Linked DNA regions of Homo sapiens: all the other regions are linked to region 1. The links are chromatin contacts, found by Hi-C or POLR2A ChIA-PET in ENCODE. All regions are on one chromosome and are shown on one strand. The core of a region is the stretch at or near the end of the contact, and the rest is flanking DNA. Distances in the headings are between cores, read along the strand shown. Region 1 holds the start of IRF6 (interferon regulatory factor 6). Region 2 has its middle 12 kb from the start of LINC01698. Region 3 holds the start of MIR205HG (MIR205 host gene).

Region 1 (3,435 bases), core at 413-2,912:
TTACCTCCATAAGGATCCTGTCTCCCAATAAGGTCATATTCTGACATCTGGCTGTGGTTGCAGTGGGGGTGGTCAGGACTTCAAAATACAAATACAAATTTTTTTGTATGTGGGTGACAGTTCAACTCATTGTACCACTCCTCCACAGTTTCTCACTCATTACTTTAAACACCAAAACCTAAGTGACCTGCGCATGCCCCATTTCACCTACGACAGCTCAGTGGTTGAGGGTGGGGGATTTTTAAAAGTCTCATTTACTGTTGCACAGCCTCCTGCAAACCGGTCCTCTAGATAGATGAGGAAGGTGAGGGCAATCTCATCAAGCACCTGTTAGGGTACATGCAGGACTTGAATTTCAGGTAATAACAAGGAATGCCTTCTTGTTCTCTGACGCACTGTCTATATGGTATTTTTAATCTTTATGCCAATAATAATTGCAAGTACATATAAAGCACTTGATAAGTGCTAAATATTGTTGCAAGCAGTTTACATGTAGTTATTGAATTCCCACAATACCCCTGAGGTAGGTACTATTACTAACCTCTTTCTACAGATAAGACACCAGGGCCTAAAAAGCTTAAGAAACTTTCCCAAGTCTGTAGTAACTGATGGAGTTGGGGTCTAAACCCCAATAGTTGGCTCCAGAGGCTATGCTTTTACTCATTACACGATAGTGATCAGAGGAAGCAGGAACTCCAGTCTGGGCAACATAGTCAGACCCTGTCTCTAAAAAAAAAAAAAAAAAATTAGCCGGGCATGGTGACCCATGCCTATATTTCCAGTTACTTGGGAGGGTGAGGTGGGATAATTGCTTGAGCCCAGGAGGTTGAGCTATGATTGTGCCACTGCATTCTAGCCTGGATGACAGAGCCAGACCCTGCCTAAAAAAAAAAAAAAAAAAAAAAAAAGGAATTGAACTGGGTGCCAGTGCCTGTAATCCCAGCACTTTGCGAGGCTGAGGCGGATCCCTTGAGCCCAGGTGTTGCAGACCAGACTGTGTAACTTAATAGCAAGACCCCATCTCCAAAAAAAAAAAAAAAAAAAAAGGAAGAAAAAAGAAAGAGAAAAAAGCAAACAACAACAAAAAAGAAGGAAGGAATTATTATTCTCATTGAAGAGATGAGGAAACTGAAACCAAGAAGCCAAGAAGCTAAGTAACTTACCCAGGGTCACACGGGTAAGAGGCAGAGTAAAGGTAGAATTCTAGTCCTGAAAGCCTATGGCTTCTCCCAGACAGGACCAAGTGTCCTGGTTCTCTTCTTCATGTGCAACTCCACTTACACAGGCCCACGAGTAGTAGGGCCAACCCAGAATCTCAAAACCCTTATTTGTGCTTAACTGTCTGCATACTGCAGGGTAATTATGGGCCGTGAAGGAGGGAGGCACCCTCTCGACTTAGATCTGAACTCCCAGTCGCTTCCAGTTCCCAGGACCACCAGCCCTGAGCCGTAAGGCTAGGCCTGAATCTGGGACTTTCTTAGCCGGAGTTAGAAGCGGAGGAGTAGGGTGGGACGCTGGACGGACGCCGCTGGGCCGGGCAGCCCAGAAACGCGGAGTGTCATATTTCTTGCAACTCGCCAATCCCGAACGCCGGGGGGCGTGGCCACACCTGGGAGGCGTGGCCGGGCGGATGCGAAGGCTGCGGCGTCCTGGGGCGAGGCGCTGACGTGAGCTCGGCGCACCTGGGCTGGGCAGGTAAGGGCTGGTGCGGGACGGGGAGAGGAACCTGCAGTCCCTACTTGGGTAGAGCCAGGCGCCCCTTGGCTAAGACGTCGAGGAGCGTGGTAGCGACGGGTGATCTTCGCTGCGGACTTGGTTCGGAGGGACGTCCGCTTCTGGTGGACAGATTGAGCAAAGGTGGGTACGCCAACTTCTGGGGACCAGCTTGAGGGAGGAGAGGCTCCCCCGTGGGTGGGGTAGGACCCATCCCCGGAGTTTGTAGGGGGTGAGAGAACTTGCTTGGGGGCATCTGTGTGTTTGGGGTGGGTACCCACTGGGGCTGGGTGCCTGTCGCCCTTTTCCAGATAGCTTTGGGGCGGCCTCAGTTCTGTAGCGCTAGGCCCCTCTCGAATCTACACTTGTGTCTACTCTCCCTACCCCCACCGCCGAAGCGGAGGGCACTGCTCTCGGCCGTCAACAACCCCACTATCCGGTAGAGCTAAAGCACCGCGCCCCCTTCAGTCTTACCAACTTGCGGCTGGCCCCTGTGTCCCAGAGAGGGGACTTCCCAGGTCCGCAGGTCCTTGATCCTAGTGGGCGTTTTGGGAAACTGGAGTGAGGGTGGCCAGGAGCTTTGGAGCATTGGCGGTTTGTCTTCCCTCCCTGAGTCTGTTTGGCACAGTTAGGCCCTTCGCCCTGGGCCTGGGAGACAACCTTGGATTTCCAAGGAGCGGAGCTAGGTGCTGGGGAGGGTGGCGCTGGGGTGTGGTTGCTCTGGGGGTGGGCCCTCTTTGCCCGAAGGGGCTGGAGGGTGGTGTGGAGAATGGGGAAAGTCTCCCAGGCCTGACTTGGAAAGGAGGCCTGAGGTGTCACTCTTTACAGGGAGCCTGCTTTGTGGTAAAGGGGTCATCCTGTTCCAACCTGTTCTCTTGGTGGATGTCAAGAGTGGAAGTCAGGGAAAAGAGATGGATAGAGAGAGGAAGGCGCTTGGGTGGGATTGGTGAAAGCTGGTGTTGACCCAGGAGTGTGGTTTAGGATGAGACGTGTGTATGATGTATGACAGTGGCACTCAATACCTTGTAACTCCCATTCGCCATCCCCCAGCTTCCATCCAGCAGAAGGGAAGGGTGTGGGCATTTTGACTAGAGGCCTGCAGTTTACCCCTAAGCAGGGCTAAACAGGGAAGCCTGAGGAACGGAACTTAGACGATGGCATTTCATTTCTTTCAGGAGAAAGGGAAGAGCTGGGACTGCTAAGAATTGTCTGCGAGAAATGGCGTGTGTTTTAACCTGAGCAAAACCACTGACGGCCAAATCTCGGCTTTTGTGTGGCAGTGCCCCTGGAAACTAGTCTGGGGAGGAGCTATGGAGGTGGCAATGAGGGTGTTTATGGAGGACCTGCTCCCTAGAATAGGGGTATGGGAGAGGACAGTTATGCTCGGAGGAGGCTGAAAGTGTCCCTCCTCTATGCTCACTGTGAGGGGAATAGATAGGTTAGCATCATTGTCCTTTGGCTGTTTAAGTACCTGTTAGAGACACAGGCCTTACATTTTGCTGTGATGGCAGCTAGAGATACCAAGATGAGTTCAACTAGGCTAAGGTGGTTCTTCAGGCGTTGGGATTTGGGTGGCAAGAGTGTTTAGAAAGAGAACTCTGATTTAGGTGTGTTTGAGAGTGGATGTTATGCAGTCTCCACCTCAATCACTTTATTGGCCCTCTATGCTGCTGGGATCTTTGTTGATGTTTTTAGTTTACTTTCTTGGTGCGCAGAAGATGA
Region 2 (3,435 bases), core at 694-3,193, 420 kb after region 1:
TGAATGTGAACAAATATCTATGCCTTTTCTCTTATTAATCTGCCTTTCATGAGTTGATTTTTCAGTGAAACTTCCAGTGGCAAAGGGAAAACTACATAGCTATTTAATTTATTCACCTGGGATAGAAAAGGCAATCCTAGCAGATGATTTAGGTCAGTGGTATCCAATCTTTTTAGTCAGGAGAGCACATTTGAATCTGAAAACATGTATAGTCATGTAGATAAAAATACATTTAGGAATGCATTGGTAGAGCAAATGCTTAATAGCAGACAGAGACTACTACCTTTAAAGGAATTTGAGTTCTATTAATCATAACCTTATCTATATAATATTCCAAATCTGAGTTATTGCTTTCACTCTGTGTTTCTGCAGCTCTCTCTGCCTGTTTTTACCACTGGACAGGAAGCTCCATGAAGGCAGAGTCAGTTTGACTTATTCCCTGTCTATTATATGCTCAGCACCTACCACAGTTTCTGGCACAAAGCAGTACTGTATTTGTAGAATGAATGAATAAAACCATTAGAAGTATTATAATATATGTGTGTGAATCATGCTATTTGGTCAACCTATAAGCACTGATTCATGCAAATATGGTGCTCCTGTGGGATCTCAGGGTCCACAGATTAGAAACCATGCATTTAGATTTATGTCTTTGTGCCCAATATTTTGTTCCATTTTCCTCATAGGGAGCTTACGAGTCAGTAGATCACAAACATTGGTCTCTGGATTTAGAGACAAACAATGACTAAAGCCAGGAGCTTGAACCAGGTGATCTCCCAAGGTTCTTCCCAAAATGAACAGTCCATGAGGACACAGTGCCTACCTTAAAGAAGGCCGAACCTTCCTGACACCCACGGGGACAGGGATGTTGATGACAGGTTCTCTCAAGAGCCAGCTTCTAACATTTGCAGGAGCAATAAGTAAGCTAATATCTGGCAGCCTCTAGGCAGTCTAGTTGCTATTTCAACCCCAAATGGGCCTGCAAAGGTACTTTGCCTGTTTCCTCTGTCAACCTATTTGTGCAGAGTGTTGATAACTGAAGTGACACACAGTAAATACTCTTTGTCTTGTAAGACATTTGCTGGCAGTGGAGATGAGGAGGGAAATGCAGGAGTTGAAAGAAAGAATGCTTAGCTTAGATTAAACTGTGTGCATGTATATGTGCCTCTCAGTGTGTGTGTTCACATTTAAATGCTGACCTCTCTCTTCCCTCTTCACACAACAGCTCCTTCTCTTGATTCTCCCGCGCTCTAATTTCTGCACTCTTCAAACAAAGATAGAATGGCATTCCAGGTGTGAACAAATCAGGGAGGTTTCCTGTTTAAGATTCAGAAATTCATAGCCCTGAGGAAGTGAGTAAAAGAGAGAAAGGGAGAGAGAAAGAGGGATGAAAACCAGAATCTCCGCCACCTGCTATTTAGTGATTAGCTTCCAGATAAGGAAGGCAAAGATGCATTCCAGGAGCTTGGGACTTGCCCAGACAGAACTCAGAGCAAAGGAGGGCTTAGAGAAAGGTGAAGCCAGAAATTACAGGAGGAGGCTGGGCTACTGAAAGTACCATCTATCAATTTTCTCTCCAAGCTCCTTCATTTCATGGAGCTCTTAAAAATGTCGGTTCCTCACTTCACCCTCTTATTGATCCTACCTCACCTGGTTTGGTTTATGTAAAAGATTCTTGTAAAGACTAGCTCTTCCACTAGCCATGTAACCCTGGGCAAACCACTTACCTTCTTAGATACAGTCCTAGTGGCTGCTGTCTCATGTGTTTAAATAGCTTCATCCAAACCCCTATGAAAAGAAGCCAATGACAACAACACACACACAAACAAAAAATACCGTAATTCCGGGCAGAAGCCCTGATGTGAGTTTGCAGGTGAGCAGCCTCTGCTCTAGTTCTTACTTGCATATATGCCAGGCCATTTGACTCACCCACAATGAAAAGCAAGTGCTTATTCATTCACTTATAGAGGAGCAGGCTGCTCAATTGTGGTGTTTTCCCTTCTCAGTAGAAAGGAGCGAAAATAATGTCTGCACAGCCTGTCCTTCTGTTAAATGCGCTACTGGAAAGGAGTCCCTATCCAGACCCCAAGAGAGGGTTCTTGGGTTTCGCGCAAGAAAGAATTTAGGGCAAGTCCGTGGTGCAAAGTGAAAGTAAGTTTATTAAGAAAGTAAAGGGATAAAGAATGGCTACTCTGTAAACAGAGCAGCCCTGAGGGCTATTGGTTGCCCATTTTTATGGTTATTTCTTGATGATATGCTAAACAAGGGGTGGATTATTAATCCCTCCCCTTTTTAGACCATACAGGGTAACTTCTTGACATTGCTATGGCATTTGTAAACTGTCATGGCGCTGGTGGCAGTGCAGCAGTGAGCATGACCAGAGGTCACTCTCACGGCCATCTTGGTTTTGGTGGTTTTTGGCTGGCTCCTTTACTGCAACCTGCAACCTGTTTTATCAGCAAGGTCTTGATGGCCTGTACCTTGTGCCAACCTCCTATCTCATCCTGTGACTTAGAATGCCTTAACCTGTCTGGGAATGCAGCCCAGCAAGTTTCAGCCTTATTTTACCCAGCTCCTATTCAAGATGGAGTTGCTCTGGTTTTCACACCTCTGACACTTCTGCATGTGGCACCTGTGGCTGCAAACATGACCCCAGATTCTGAGCAGAGGGGCAGGAGGCTGTGTACTTTTCAGGGTTGTATGGCCTCTTCCCTCATTAGCCTTTCTTGCTCTCTTTGTTCTTATGACTGAGAATGTCTTGTCCTTGACAACCACGATGTGTTCAATTTTTTTCAACACAATGAGGTCAGCACATTGCCTTCTAGCCTCTAGAGCAGGTAAAAGCCATCAAGCCTTGACAGATACAAGATCAAATTACTAATTCACTCTGATTATCATTTTGCATTGTCTCCTATAAAAAAATCAATGTGGAGCCATGAACAATTATGCTAGGGTAGAAAATAAATACACTGCTGATTAAAAACTGGAAGTCACTAGCTTTGAAATTTCTCCAAAAATAGAGCCCCAGATGTCATGTAAACTGCAATCAAAATGGGCTGTAAAACTCAAACTGTAGACATTGCCTTGTAAAGCGTTCACAGATGTAGCAGCAGAAGAAATTCTCGTAGCTTAGAAAAGCAAAACTTCTGCTTTTTTTTTCTTTCTGTCTGTCTCTTTGTTTTTGAGGGGGATGGTAGACAGGATGAACACCAAACTGTTCATTTCAATATGTAATTTGCCTCAAAGAATTCTGACTTAATATATTTTCTCACCAACCTAAATCCAATTCAAAAAAACATTTATTGAAACCCGAACAATCTACTTTTGGTTGACAAGTGCTAATAGGTGCAATGTTACCCCTGTCAACTTATAAGATCACCTACTGAGCTTGGAGTCAAACAGGAAAAAGGAAATTAAACTGGAGTTTGAATTTGT
Region 3 (3,435 bases), core at 649-3,148, 380 kb after region 1:
GAAGAAAGAGGCCAGTCTGTTGGCTGTAATAAATAAATGATGGCCTGGGATGGTAGGAGGAAATGATGCCAGGAAGGCAAGATTCTTTGCCTTCTCTTTAGATTTCTGCTTAACTCCAAGAGCAAAAGGGGCAGTCAATTCTTCTCCCTCCAGACCCTCGGCACCCCGCTCTTCCCCTCCCAACATGTACAGTCCACTAGATTATTAAAGTCCTCACTCTGGAGTGTGCAGAGAGCCTCACCCTCATGTGGGGTCCGTACCCTCCAAGATGGGTACTTGAGAGATGACAGTGTCTGCAAAAAGCAAATGGGAGGTGGCATTAATGTCAGAGAGCCCCAGAAAGGTGAGTTCTTTCCTTATCACTCTCCCCTTGCTTTACAGACCTGTAGCTGCTACAGGCAGAGACAAAAAACCATGAGTCACAACCTGTATCAGGAGACTTGACCTGCTCTGGACTCCTTGTTCAAGATTCTTCTGCCCACTATGCCTTTGCCAACTGAATCCCCCAGTGGCCTTCACCATGGTTACATGGGTCTAGAGCCAAGCACATGCACGATCAGAGAACAAACCATGCATGGGCTCGCTACAGGGTAAGTCCATCCAGTGACCACTTTCTTCCCCCCAGCTGCCCTCAGGATTACGTCCCAAGTGTCTTCATAACATTAAAACCAACTTGAACATGAGACTCAAAGAATGAAACCACGTCCTAAATTTTCCAGTACAGGTGCACCCTGCACCCCAGGACTGAAAAACCAGCCAAATCTCTGTTCTTCTAGTTGAGTAAATCTCCACAAAACCAGACAGAGCTACAATCTTGGTGCTTAAACTGCTCAGCACCCACCTTATCACACCAATTCCTATTATCAGCAGAATTTACTGCCTGGGATCCCTGGAAATCCTTGAGAAAACACCAAAGTGGCTGAGGATTGGTTTAAAATGCAGCAGGTTCAGCTATTTTAGCCTTGGAGGAAGTTGATAATTGACTTGCAGTGAATATGGCATTTTCCAGTCTCCTCTTCCTGCCCAATGAGCCCCCTGATCTAGCCACTCATCTTTGTTTTTCCAAAGTTCCCCAAATCCACAGATTTCAGACTCACCTTTAAGTACGAGTACCTGTGCCTTGAGACATCAGGACCTAGCTTTGAGTTTGCTTCAAAATAAGAATTTTTTTTTTTTGTCATAAGATAATGCAGAACAGAGAGATGGCTACAGCCATGCAGATGAGAAGAAGAAAAGAAATTTCAAATCTTGGATGTTTCTTTTGCCCCTAAGGCTTGAGGACAGGGAACAAAAAATGAGAAACACTTACCCTATATAAAGCACCCAGTTCAGCAGGCCTGTGCGGAACAGAAATGACTCCTGAGGAAAGGTGGGGGCCGGTCCTGAATAGTTGATTTCTCTCTTTAATGAAAAAGAACATGAGGCCGGATGCGGTGGCTCACGCCTGTGATCCCAACACTTTGGGAGGCCGAGGCAGGTGGATTGCTTAAGCTCAGGAGTTCAAGACCAGTCTGGGCAACATGGTGAAACCCCGCCTCTACAAAAAAATACAAAAAATTAGTCAGGCGTGGTGGTGTGCGCTTGTAGTCCCAGCTACTTGAGGGGCTGAGGCAGGAGAATCGCTTGAACCTGGGAGGTTGAGGCTGCAGTGAGCCCAAGATTGAGCCACTGCACTCCTGCCCGGGCGACAAAGTGAGACCCTGTCAGAAAAAAAAAAAAAGTAAGCAGAGGAAAGTGGAATTGAAGGAGAGGGAGTAAAGGTAGCTGGAAAAGAGAGAGTTTGGAGTATGGTTGAGAATTGAGCTGAATTTTTAGAATAGAGATTAGTAACAGACAATAAAAGAGAAACTGGTTTTTCCAAGTCAAGGGTGAGCAAGAGGGACTCAGCCCATTTCAAGGAGGTGGTACTAGTTTCACTCTTTATTTATGCACCTCTCAGCAAAGCTTCAGGTTACCTGCTGAACTCAACCAATGGAGAAAGGGCCTGGCAGCTGGTCCCACCTCTCAGAACCCACACCCCTGGGGGACCATGAATGGAGAGGTCTTTCTGCAGGCTACCCGTACTTTCTCATTGTTGTGTGAACACCAGAAAAGGGAAGTGAGGTCTTTGTCATCCCAGAGTTGGAGAGACACTGCAGGTTATCTGAGCCTTGCACCTGAAGCCTTAGTCCTCCCAGAGACCTACCTAATCGGGGAGAGGGGAATGCTAAGATTTTATCTTGTCCTAAGGAAGCTGAGTGTTTGTGTGTGTGTGTGTGTGTGTGCGCGCGTGTGTGTGCGCGCTTGCTTGCTTGAGCTTTTAGCCTGACCTGAGTTGCTGTCTCTACACAATGCACTTCGGGAATCCAGCAGAGATAGGCCAGTCCATCCAGGCAGAGCTGTAGAAAGAGGCCGGAGGGTCACAGTCGAGGCCCAGCCAGAGGCTTATCCTGGCATTTAGTACAGAGTAAGTCTGCTGCTCCCCTTGTGAGAAGCAAGTGTTTCTTTTATAATCCGAAAGGCTTTGTGACCTGCTTCCCTTTCATGTCTGGGGGTGGGGAAAAGACCACACTGCGAGGGGAAATTAAGGAAAGAGAAGGCAAGCTCATTAGTAACTTTAAAGAGGGCGGTCTATAAACTTGATTATTTTACCCCACCCCCGCTTCCATGCGCAACTTGGGCTCCGCCTCCTGCCCCTCCCCTATCTCTCGGCCCATCTTGCCAGCTTCCCCCTCCCTCGTTCCCCCTTCCAAGTGCACACCTGGAGGGCAAGGGAAGTTGAAGTCTCCTCAAATGTGCCACATTTCACCCAGGATCCTGGCCTGCTTTCCATTTGTTCTCCAGGTAAATCTAGTGTGCAGCGAAGGCAGATTCCTCTATTCTCCAGCGGAAGGGAGGGAACTGAAGAATCCAATCTATAGGACCTCTTAGTGCAGTCCTGTCCCACAGCCCTTCATGGAACTGAATCATGCCTGCCCAAAATCTCCCTAGAAATCAGCTAATCTAAACTTCTTACCGCATAGACTGGGGAACAGAAGTTTTGAAAGGTGAATTTCTGTCTTGCACAGCCAGTGCAGAGTCAAGATTCTAATCTACCTGGATCTCCCAAACCCCATTTAAAAGCCCTTTAAAACAAACCCTACACGTTGTTTTCCCCGGTTCTGGCGGACCTGAAGCTTGTCTGAACTATTCTGGATTCTTCCTGGGAGAAGAAAAGCCTCCACTGGTGAAGAAGAAAAACCAATACAGACCAATAGGAGGAGGGCAGGGAGATCTTCCACGTGATAGCTTCCTTAAGCACCGGACTCCTCCCCTAAACCGTGGAGCTCATGGCTTCCCTGCTGACTGGACCCAGTTTGCCTACACTGAGCCTCAGCTCTCCCATTTCCCAAAAAGTAATGCAGGCAGAGAAGCGAATTGTTCCTGGCCACAGTGATACACCCACATTGTGTGCTG

What was found. Hi-C counts contacts between places; a loop is a spot of excess contacts on that map. ChIA-PET counts read pairs that join two places held with the same protein, here RNA polymerase II (POLR2A).
Region 2: a loop to region 1 is called in a map of mammary epithelial cell, with 2.6 times the contacts of the local background. The contact joins the enhancer-like site here to the promoter of IRF6 in region 1. A Hi-C loop is called at or near these places in 1 of 168 maps with a recorded cell type or tissue (mammary epithelial cell). POLR2A ChIA-PET finds 5 or more read pairs at or near these places in 2 of 52 experiments (Caco-2 and MCF 10A).
Region 3: POLR2A ChIA-PET joins it to region 1 with 14 read pairs in MCF 10A. The contact joins the promoter of MIR205HG here to the promoter of IRF6 in region 1. POLR2A ChIA-PET finds 5 or more read pairs at or near these places in 3 of 52 experiments (GM10248, MCF 10A and WTC11).

What each region holds. Positions count from the first base shown.
Region 1 is chr1:209,804,369-209,807,803 of GRCh38, reverse strand. It overlaps IRF6 (interferon regulatory factor 6), which reads left to right and starts at 1,662. Exons shown (of 9, transcript NM_006147.4): 1 at 1,662-1,857. RefSeq lists a silencer at 1,397-1,740.
Region 2 is chr1:209,382,084-209,385,518 of GRCh38, reverse strand. No RefSeq gene overlaps it. Among named protein-coding and RNA genes, the nearest start is that of LINC01698, 12 kb to the right of the region's middle. RefSeq lists enhancers at 447-1,195, 1,196-1,943. Within about 2 kb of position 1,943, at least 4 of the 41 ENCODE cell types and tissues checked have a DNase peak (open chromatin) inside an H3K27ac peak, as active enhancers do; they include mammary epithelial cell, where a contact is called at or near this core.
Region 3 is chr1:209,427,283-209,430,717 of GRCh38, reverse strand. It overlaps MIR205HG (MIR205 host gene), which reads right to left and starts at 1,898. Exons shown (of 4, transcript NR_145437.1): 1 at 1,630-1,898; 2 at 1,310-1,537; 3 at 242-293. RefSeq lists an enhancer at 1,977-2,900.